Regions from separate parts of the Homo sapiens genome. Here region 2 is linked to region 1. The links are chromatin loops, found by intact Hi-C in ENCODE. Cell type or tissue: PC-9. All regions are shown on one strand. Links, peaks and the distances in the headings refer to the core of each region. The heading gives the core; the rest is flanking DNA. Region 1 holds the start of TFDP1 (transcription factor Dp-1). Region 2 overlaps SLC9D1 (solute carrier family 9 member D1).

The links. A loop is a pair of places that touch in the nucleus more often than their neighbours do. Peaks named below come from ENCODE experiments on the same cell type or tissue, not always from the same donor. Only the 100,000 strongest peaks of a DNase experiment are listed, where the experiment ranks them.
Region 2: it touches region 1 in a loop (6-fold over the local background); 2 of 110 quality-filtered maps call a loop at or near these places.

What each region holds. Positions count from the first base shown.
Region 1 is chr13:113,581,282-113,586,649 of GRCh38, forward strand. It overlaps TFDP1 (transcription factor Dp-1), which reads left to right and starts at 3,472. Exons shown (of 12, transcript NM_007111.5): 1 at 3,472-3,607; 2 at 4,493-4,568. The coding sequence starts at 4,557. RefSeq lists enhancers at 1,321-2,294, 2,295-3,266, 5,244-5,368 and silencers at 3,235-3,564, 3,935-4,304. In PC-9, for the core only: no CTCF peak of the experiment used is centred there; a DNase peak (open chromatin) is centred at 3,260; H3K4me3 peaks cover 1,809 bases.
Region 2 is chr13:113,531,234-113,536,601 of GRCh38, forward strand. It overlaps SLC9D1 (solute carrier family 9 member D1), which reads left to right. Exons shown (of 13, transcript NM_017905.6): 9 at 2,812-3,007. Among named protein-coding and RNA genes, the nearest start is that of SLC9D1, 43 kb to the left of the region's middle. In PC-9, for the core only: no CTCF peak of the experiment used is centred there; DNase peaks (open chromatin) are centred at 1,078, 2,528 and 3,188; H3K4me3 peaks cover 1,495 bases; H3K27ac peaks cover 2,337 bases.

The sequences.
Region 1 (5,368 bases), core at 211-5,210:
GATCACAACTGACTTTCCTTCCAAGAGGGAGAACTTGGGATTTGACCGGGAATTTTAAAAAGGAGCAATAACGCAGTAGGAGAGAGACAAAAAATGTCTTTGTGTCTGGGGGTGGTGGGGGGACTTAGGAGTGTTGATCTGTGAGAGCAAAGGAGAGCCACACGGGACAGACCTGGAGGTTGGGAAAGCGCACAGATTTTCCTGTGTTTTATGATACACTCAAATACACAGAGCAAAGTTTTCTAGAGATGCCTTTATTGACATTTTACTAAAGATCAAGAAAATGCCATTTACGCATATCCAGGAATATTATTTTTTAACTTTCCCCATAAATTCCATGAGTCCCTGCCTCCTGCTTGTCCTCCCACTGAAGGCCTCTTGCCATAGTGATGGAAGAAGGCAGAAAATAGGAGATGGTTGGAGAAAAGACCAATGTCATCGAGGAGGGAAACAAAAGACAATCTGGATATGTAATCAGCAGATTTAGAATTAAAACAGGGTTAGAAAATTCTCTCTCTCTGAAAGAGAGGACAGTTTAATGGGGGTGTGGAATTGGTGGGGAGAGTTTGCACCATGCCTGGAGACTCTGGAGCAGACACACACACAGCTTTTGCGAGATGAAGACTTTTCCTGGGAAGGACACGTTCACTTCTAGTAAAACACAGCACAGGCCATTTCCATGTAATATTTGGGACGGTAGCTGAATCTGGTGCCCACATGCACAAAACAAGACAGTATCTGGCCCCAACCATAGGGCTGAACCCAGCCTCTGGCATGTGGTGCAAGTCAACACCTGAACGAGTGCATCATTCAAAGAACCCTATCTCCTAAACAGCCCAGGCTCCAGAGATACAGGGAGGCCAAAGGCTTAGATAAATTCCGAGGGTTATGGGCTTATTTAGGAAGTTTGCATTTCAGCAACCCAATCGAGAGACTGCAAGGCAAGGCAGTGGCTAAAAATATTTGGATCATCAACCAAAATTTTAGAGGGAATTCTGTTAACTTTTGTTAAGAGAAACGAGGGCTTTCTGTGGAACATGTGGCTATGGAGAGGAAAAAGGGAGTAACTTTTTGCCCTTTTCCTAAGCCACACAGAGCACCGTGAGCATTCATTGCCGCAGTGCCTCGTGCGCGTTCGGAGTATCTCAGTACAGTGATTTTTGTGCAGAAACTTCTTTGAATAATATTAGTTATCAGCCATATAAACATTGTTGAATTATCAGAATCCTGAATTTGTGGGGAAGACGTTTAAGACCCCAATTTTGGACCCTACGTGTGTATCCTCCTAACTGGAGCCCCCAGGTCTCAGGGAGAAGTCCCCAGAGGCTGGGAGGGTGTCACTGTTGCCATCAGGGCTCAAATACTGACATTTAGGAACACATAAAGAATCCCTGTGAAACAGAAGGAACGGACCTAGGAAGATAGGGCCATTTGAGGAACATCAGTGTTCTCTAAGTATCTATTTGTGTGAACCAGCTCGCAGAAAGTGAGCGTTTCTGGTAGTCTTCAAAGAAGAAACGGGTGCTAACTTGTAAGCAGTTTAAGCCAAGTGACCAGAGCTTTAGGGGGTGCGGCGTTGCCTGAGGGGCAGGAGTGGCCAAAATCAGCATAAAACGTGCAAAGTGGGCTGTCATGTAATAATACACCGCACAGGCAGAGAGGCCTTTGGTCAGCTCCTCAAGTCCTCTGTAGATGTTCCTTACCCTCGGCGCGCACCAGCCTCTGCCGCCTGCTGTGGCCCTGAACTTCGGACTCTTCTCTGGCCTAGCCCGCCCTTGGCTGGGGTGCTCGGGCCTGGCCCTAGCGGCGGGGCCCTCCAGGGTGGATTAAGTCTCCAAGACTCCGGGACCACCAGGCTCACCATGCAATGAAACTGTTTCTGGAGTTTTCCTGTCCCTGCTTTCCCTCCCGAGTCCCGGGCCAGGCTGCGTCCGGTGGGCACCGAGGACGCCCAGAATTGTTGGGAATCTGGGCGGAGGCCCGTCGTGGGCTTGGAGGCCACCGGGTCCAGCAGAGGCAGAGGCCTCTGTGCCACGCACGCACACACACCTGCTCTCCTCCGTGTGTCCACATACACACGTCTATGCACACACCTGCTCTCCATACATGCACAGCCCCACACACAGTCGGCCCTTTATGTGCACACACACTCGTGCACACAAGCGGCCCCCTCTCCTCCGTGCATACAGGCGCACACACAGCTGGCTCTCCTCTTTGAGCACACACACTCAAGCACACACCCGGCCCCGCTCTTCCAAGTGCACACACACTCCTGCACACACTAGTCCCTGCTCCCCCCCCCACACTCGCGCACACAGCCGGCACTCTCTGCTCCCTGCACACAAACACACATCCTGACATACCCGGCCCCCTACCTGCTGCCCCATGTGCACACACACTAGTGCACACACCAGTCCCCGCTCCCTCACATGCACACACACTAGTGCACACACCAGTCCCCGCTCCCTCACATGCACACACACTAGTGCACACACCAGTCCCCGCTCCCTCACATGCACACACACGAGTGCACACACCAGTCCCCGCTCCCTCACATGCACACACTAGTGCACACACCAGTCCCCGCTCCCTCACATGCACACACTAGTGCACACACCAGTCCCCGCTCCCTCACATGCACACACTAGTGCACACACCAGTCCCCGCTCCCTCACATGCACACACACGAGTGCACACACCAGTCCCCGCTCCCTCACATGCACACACACGAGTGCACACACCAGTCCCCGCTCCCTCACATGCACACACACGAGTGCACACACCAGTCCCCGCTCCCTCACATGCACACACACGAGTGCACACACCAGTCCCCGCTCCCTCACATGCACACACACGAGTGCACACACCAGTCCCCGCTCCCTCACATGCACACACACTAGTGCACACACCAGTCCCCGCTCCCTCACGTGCACATGCACTAGTGCACACACTAGTCCCTGCTCCCCCACGTGCACACACACTCTTGCACACAGCCGGCCCCGCTCCCCCACGTGCACACACCAGCTCCCGCTCCCCCACATGCACACACACTCGTGCACATAGCCGGCCCCGCTCCCCCATGTGCACACACACTCTTGCACACAGCCGGCCACCTCTCTCTCCGGACACACACAGTCAGAGGCGCGCACAAACACAGTCCCTTGGCCGCCGAGCGCACGCCGCGCGCGCGCACTGCCCGTCCCGGCGCAGGCCCCAGCTACATCTCCGCACGCGCACGCGCACACACGGACACGCGCGCACAGCCCCTCCCCGCTCTCCCAGGGCGCGCAGCACTGGCGGGAGGAGCGGGAGACCGAGGAGCAGCAGAAGAGGAGGAGGAGGGCGCCGAAGGCGCGAAAAGGCGCGCAGGCGCGCTGCGCGGAGCGGGCCCGCCGCCGCCCACGTCACCGCGCCGCGCGCACGTCACGCCGGCCCGACGCTCGGCCAGGGTGAGCCCCGCGTCCCGGCGCCACTCGGCCCAGGGCAGGGACCCCGCCACGGCCGGGACCGCCCGGCCCGGCCCCAGCCCGCGCCTCTCCGCGCCGCCCCGCGCTCCGCACCGCGCCCTCTCCGCGTCCCCGCCCGCGCGGCCGGACCGGGCAGCCAGGTGCGGGTGGGCAGGGGATGCCGCGGGAGCCGCGGGCGGGAGCCGGGGGTGCGGGCGGGACCCCCGGCCACCCCATCCCTTGCCCCGGCCGCGTGTAGGCGCCGCGCGGCCCCGACCCGCGCCCTCCCGCGCCCTGCGCGCTCCTGTGCCTCGGGGACCCCGCGCGCTCGGCGCTGGTAGGGGCTCCCCAGGTGACCGCGGGGCGGGGGTCCCGGGCCCGGCCCTCCCGGCCGACAGCAGCGTCCGCGCCCCACGCTGGAGGTGGGGCCGGGGCCGGGGCCGGGGCTGGGGCCAGGGTCGGCCGGAGCGCGCAGGGCGGGGGAGGGGAGGCCGCCCCACGGCGGCCCGCGGGGACCCGGTTCCGGCGCGCGCGGGAGGCGCCTCGTGCGGAGGCGGCCCGAGGCCTAGTGACAGGCGCGCGGCGCGGACCCCGGAAGCCCACCTGTCAGAGTTACCGGTCAGCCGGGCGGGCGCCGCCGGGGTCTGGGGTGGACGCCGCGAGCCTGCACGTTGCGCCGGGACCCCGGGGCTGTGCCCAGGTGGGTGGTGGGGCACCCCCCTGCAGCGGCGGGAGGGAGGCGCTGCGCCCTGGCTCCTGGGGCTCGGCCCCACCCTCGGCCGCTGGGCGGGCCGTCGGGGACCTGGGGGTAGTGGTGGTGACCCTGCGGGCCCGCGGGCCACTTTTCCGCAGGGGGCATTTCCGTCTGGCGAGGCGACTGAAAATCCTGAGTGTGGGAGTCGGTTTGGCCAGCTCCGCTCTCAGGATGGAGGGTGCCTTTGGGAAGGAAGGTCCGCGTTTCCTTTGAGATGTGTTATTTTTTAAACTTCGTTTTTCATTCTTACTTATTTCTTGTTTTTCCTTACTTTTTTTTTTTTTTTTACCAGAAAAATCATTTTTCTTCTCTGGGAAGGTGAACATTTGTAGCATTGATTTCCCGGATCTGGTAACATGGCAAAAGATGTAAGTATGTTTGCTTCATGCTGCACACGAATGTTTGCCTCGCACTAAATTCTTTGTAGTTCTCTGCCTTTATTTCAGAATGACAACACATAAGCTACAGTAGTGTTTATTTTCAGACTTTTAAAGCGTCTGAAGCGGGATGAAGGTGAAAGATGGAAGGATCTGATCTCTGAAGCTGCGGTCACCACCCACAAGTTGTGGCCTTGGATACCACACTGCAGTTGGGTGGTGATGGGGTGGTGCCTTCTGACTTTTTCCTTATCTTTACCGACTGTGTTAATTGATAATTTTAAATAAACGCCTTAATTAAATTGAGGTGGAGGGTGTTGCAGCACCGCAGCGAATCCTGCATTTCTTGGGGGGCTTCCACATGAGACGCTGGACGGGGGCCAGGCTCAGGGCTCAGGCTGTAGCCACCTGCTGGCACCTGTCTTCCTACAGAGGAAGTTAATTCCACTTGGGTGGACCAAGAGCTAAGGACTTGTTTTGGCCACTTTTTTTCTCAGAAGGATGAGATTTCCTGATTTATGAAATCTGGTAAAAAATGCTACTTAGCCTGCTTTGCAGTTGTCATGAAACTATAGAATATTTTGAAAATTTTTTAAAGCCAGAAATTTAGTCTATTTTATTGGTGTGCGGTTCTTTACCGTGCTTGGTTATGTCAGTCACTGAAACACCAGCTGGATTCTTTAGTGTTTCCCACCGTGCATCGTTTTGTAACTGAGTGAAAGGTGCTGTTGATGTGTTTACCTACTTACCGCACAGAGTTGGAAAGAGTCCGCACATGCTGCCTCTGCCTG
Region 2 (5,368 bases), core at 202-5,201, 50 kb before region 1:
CTTCCTCACCTGTCCGCTGGCCAGACATGCTGATGGGAAGCTTGTCCACTCACCTGTCCGCGGGCCAGACGTGCTGATGGGAAGCTTGTCCACTCACCTGTCCGCAGGTCAGATGTGCTGATGGGAAGCTTGTCCAAACACGCTGAGACAGTCAGAACAGCCGTGGACACGGCGCCCCGTATGTGCAGATCAAGAGCAGCACACGCGTGGACCTGCAGGTGGCACGGCGCCCTGTACATACAGATCAAGAGCAGCATGCGTGTGGACCTGCAGGTGACACGGCGCCCCGTACGTGCAGATCAAGAGCAGCACACGCGTGGACCTGCAGGTGGCACGGCACCCCGTACATGCAGATCAAGAGCAGCACACGCGTGTGGACCTGCAGGTGGCACGGCGCCCCGTACGTGCAGATCAAGAGCAGCACGCGTGTGGACCTGCAGGTGACACGGCGCCCCGTACATGCAGATCAAGAGCAGCACGCACGTGGACCTGCCGGTGGCACGGCGGCAAGCCGGAATCCTGAGAAACTTGTCACGGTGATTGTCTTTCAAAGAGGTCAGAGTTGAGCGCACTGTGGCTTCTGATTGGCATCTTTCTGAGCCCTCATCACTGTGCATTTAATGGACACTGTGGGAGTCTTCTGGGAATTAGACCTAAATCCAAACCCTGGGGATGGTGGCTGTGGAGAGCTTGTGTAGCCGTTAGGGGCTTGGTCCTGGAGCCAGATACCTGAGTTGTCCCCAGCTCTCTGCACTGGGCGTGTGGCCTGGAGCAGATCACCTGGTCTCTGCCCCTGTTCTCATCTGTGACGTAGCAGTGGGGATCGTACAGCTCTTACCAGGCTGCCATAATAGGTGGCACACAGTGCTCTGCACACAGTGCTCTAGGGGCTCAGGATGCAAGGGTGAGCTCAGCAGAGGACGTTCCCCATGTGGGGAGCTGCTGTTGTGTTTTGGAGAGGCAATGAATGAATGATGCACAAATGAGTGGTAGACAAGACATCCGCAGCAGGGAACCGCCCTGCGAATGATTCAAACAGGAAGAGGAGCTGGTGAGCAGCCGTGAGCCCCCAGACGCACAGGCTCTACCTTTGGAGATGTGGCTGGAATTTGAGGAATGCAGCTAAGCCTGTTGGGAGAAGAGTCTAGGGTAGGGACCTCCCAGGCAAGGGGCTCTGTGGCCTGTGTGGGTGGGCTGGGGCAGTGGAAGGGCATGGCAGGGCAGAGAAGCCTGGGTTCCATCCCAGCGTCCAGGAGCTGATTGAGGGTCCTGATGAGCTGTCTGGGCCTCTGTGTGGAGAGCAGATGGATCAGGAGGAGGCCACTGGAGCTGTGGGGGAAGGGGTGGCAGCCCAGGCAGGGACCACGGTGCTGGGCCCAGGGCCAGACGTGGGCCTGGCAGTGTGGCAAAGCTGTCAGGAGTGCGGCAGGCCTGGTCTGCTTGGCCGTGAGTCTGTCTCCGTTCCTGCCAGGGCTGCAGAAAGGGGCCTCTCTCTGAGTCGCGGACTTGGGCCCTGCAGTGAGCTCTGAAGGACGCTGCCTCCCTCCTTCTAAGTCGCAGACGTGGGCCCTGCAGCGAGCTCTGAAGGACGCTGCCTCCCTCCTGAAGTCGCAGACGTGGGCCCTGCAGCGAGCTCTGAAGGACGCTGCCTCCCTCCTACTGAAGTCGCAGACGTGGGCCCTGCAGCGAGCTCTGAAGGACGCTGCCTCCCTCCTGAAGTCGCAGACGTGGGCCCTGCAGCGAGCTCTGAAGGACGCTGCCTCCCTCCTGAAGTCGCAGACGTGGGCCCTGCAGCGAGCTCTGAAGGACGCTGCCTCCCTCCTGAAGTCGCAGACGTGGGCCCTGCAGCGAGCTCTGAAGGACGCTGCCTCCCTCCTACTGAAGTCGCAGACGTGGGCCCTGCAGCGAGCTCTGAAGGACGCTGCCTCCCTCCTGAAGTTGCAGACGTGGGCCCTGCAGCGAGCTCTGAATGATGCTCCTTCACAGCTGCTTCTGTGGCCGTTGTTGATCCCTTCATTCCATCCCTTCATTCCATCCCTTCATTCCATCCCTCTCTGCTTCAAGCCCAGCTCTGCTGTGGTTCCCCGAAGGAATCATGGCAGTTTGAGATTTGCGTTTCCAGCACTTCTGCTTTAAGCCAGACTGCAGAGGCTGACGCCCTTGGGAATCATAGGTTTCCTCCACCGAGGAAACTTTCACCAGAATTGTGGCCTGAGTGGTGGAAGGCTAAGGTTAAATATAGGTATATTTGTGAAGACGGCAGATAGTGGATGTCCGCTGGCTGAGATGGTGATCTATTCTGAGATCTGGGTAGTATATTCTAAACAGAACATAGCAAAGGATCACTTTCTCTGTGTCTGAATCACAGACACAGACCTCAGAGCTGGCTGCCTCGGGAGTGCCTTGCTGACGGTCGCTGGAGTTCGTCCATCAGGCGACTGCGGTGGGGCACGGAGAGCAACCGCTGCCTGGCGGAGACTTTGATGTGCGGCTGAGGCCTGGCGAGGAATTTTATCGTCAGGCATCAGCTGAGATAGGAACGCTGTCAGTCGAGAATTTTCACATTCTAGAATACGCATTCACCCCAGAGTATTGACTGCAAACCAATGCAGCTTCCACCTTTGGCTCAACACAACTTAATTTCTGAGATGAGTATGATTCATAGGTGTTTTTGTATTTGAAAATAAAGATGTGTATGATTCAGGTAATTTATTTTGTAGCATGTTAAAGAAAAAAACTGAAAGATTATTTTATTGAGTTTTAGAGAACTGTGTTTTGGAAGTGAAATCACGTCTCTTTTTTCTTTCCCAGCATTGTCGTGGAAGTTCTCCGAATCCTGGTTTTGATTGGTCAGATTCTTTTTTCACTAGCGGCGGTTTTTCTTTTATGTCTTGTTATAAAGAAGTATCTCATTGGACCCTATTATCGGAAGCTGCACATGGAAAGCAAGGGGAACAAAGAAATCCTGATCTTGGGAATATCTGCCTTTATCTTCTTAATGTTAACGGTAATTCTCAAACTATGTGTTATTTATGTAATCTGATACATAATCTCTTTCACTGAAATCTTGTGATCCATTCTTTACCTTTCCATTTTAATAATGGTTAAAATATTTGAAACATTTACTAGTATTTTTTATTTTATACACACTTTCTTATACTACCCATCAAAATATAATACAGGGAGCTAAACCCGTTTAACTGGTTTGACTCATACTCTTAAGCACTTTGCTAAAATAGTGTTTGTGAGTATTTCATTAAAAACAAATCCGTGGGCCGGGTATAGTGGCTCACACCTGTAGTCCTAGCATGTGGGGAAGCTGAGGCAGGAGAATCACTTGAGCTCAGAAGTTTGGGAGCAGCCAGGACAACAGAGTGAGAACCCCTCTGCTACAAAAAATAGAAAAACCAGCTGGGGCGTGGTCGCGCTCATGTATAGACCAGCTGCTGGAGAGACTGAGCTGGGAGGATGGCTTGAGCCCAGGAGGCCAAGGCTGCAGGGAGCTGTGGTCGCACCACTGCACTCTAGCCTGGGTGACAGAGCAAGACCCCATATCAAAAAAAAACGGCCGGGTGTGGTGGCTCACGCCTGTCATCCCAGCACTTTGGGAGGCTGAGGCGGGTGGATCACAAGGTCAGGAGATCGAGACCATCCTGGCTAACATGATGAAACCCCGTCTCTACTAAAAGTACAAAAAAAATTAGCTGGGTGTGGTGGCGGGCGCCTGTAGTCCCAGCTACTCAGGAGGCTGAGGCAGGAGAATGGCGTGAACGCGGGAGGCGGAGCTTGCAGTGAGCCAAGATCGTGCCACTGCACTCCAGCCTGGGCGACAGAGCAAGACCCCATATCAAAACAAACAAAACTGTGATGATAAAAAGCGCCATAAACACTAATATCAAACCATGCTACTCTGTCTTAAATTTTCAAATAGCTTTGCACCTGAAATACAAAATTAAGTTTGGAAAAACAGTTTTTAACTGTGTTGCTCACAAGCTAATTAACTGTATAAGTTCTGCCATGTGAAAGGTTAAAAAATAAAGTTCATTTTGGAAAGTGGGCTTCTGCTTACCGAGACGACAGTCTTTACATGAGAGTGGCGGGAGATGCTCCTGGACCCCCATAGAGTCTCAGTAGTCCTGACAGCGCACCTGGGCACCGTCACCATTGTCCCAACAGTGCACCTGTGCACCGTCACTGTTCAGCCCGGCAGGTGCTCTTCCTGCTGTTTATCCCAGAGAAATGAAGCCGTGTTCACACAGTAGCCTGTACACAGGTGTTTATAGCAGCTTTATTCGTATTAGCCATAAACAGTCCAAAGGTACTTCAGTGGGTAAATAAATGTTCAACAAACTGAGCTATGTCCATACCACGGAACGCCACCCAGCAGTAAAACCACCGGCACACACCTCCGAGAACTGCGCAGAGTGGGCAGGCAGCCCCCAAAGGCTGCGTACTGTGTGGTTCTTTTTATGTCACATTTATGAGGCGAGAAGATTCTGAAGTTGAGGAAAGGCTCGTGGTTCCCAGGAATTGAGGATGGGCAGTCTGGGGAGGGGCTGGGGATGGCACTCGCTGTCTTCGCTGTGTCTGTATCGGCACCTGAGTGGGGGTCTGGGGAGGGGATGGGGATGGCATTCGCTGTGTTTGCTGTGTCTATATCGGCACCTGAGTCGGGGTCTGGGGAGGGACTGGGGATGGATGGCACTCGCTGTCTTTGCTGTGTCCGTATCAGCACCTGAGTGGGATCTTGTGCTGTAATTTGGCAAGATGTTACCATTGGGGAAACTAAAGGGTAATGAGGACTTTGTATTACTCTTAAAACTGCAGGTTAATATATAATTATCTCAAAATAAAAAGTTTCCGGCTGGGCGCGGTGGCTCACGCCTGTAATCGCAGCACTTTGGGAGGCCGAGGTGGGTAGATCTTCTGAGGTCAGGAGTTCGAGACCAGCTTGGCCAACATGGTGAAACCCCGTCTCTACCAAAAATACAAAAATTACCTGGGCATGGTGGCGCCTGCCTGCAGTCCCAGACACTTGGGAGGCTGAGGCAAGAGAATCACTTGAACCCAGGAGGCAGAGGCAGAGTTGATAGAGCAAGACTGCCTCAAAAAAAAAAAAGTTTCCATTTAAAAAAAGTAAATTAACAAAAATTGTTTCTTATATATAATTGCCTGCTAATGTTTTGTAAACCTGGGAGGAAATTATGATTTGCTTCTGGTTGTAGTGATTTTAACTATTTCAAGAGTGTGACTTATTTAAATTCTTACATTGTTTTATCCATTCCAGAGTATTTTTCTCTTTGAAAATAACTCCCAGCAGAATTGTCTTATCTGGACAACTTCCGTGTTGCCCTCCCAGTGGCTTCTT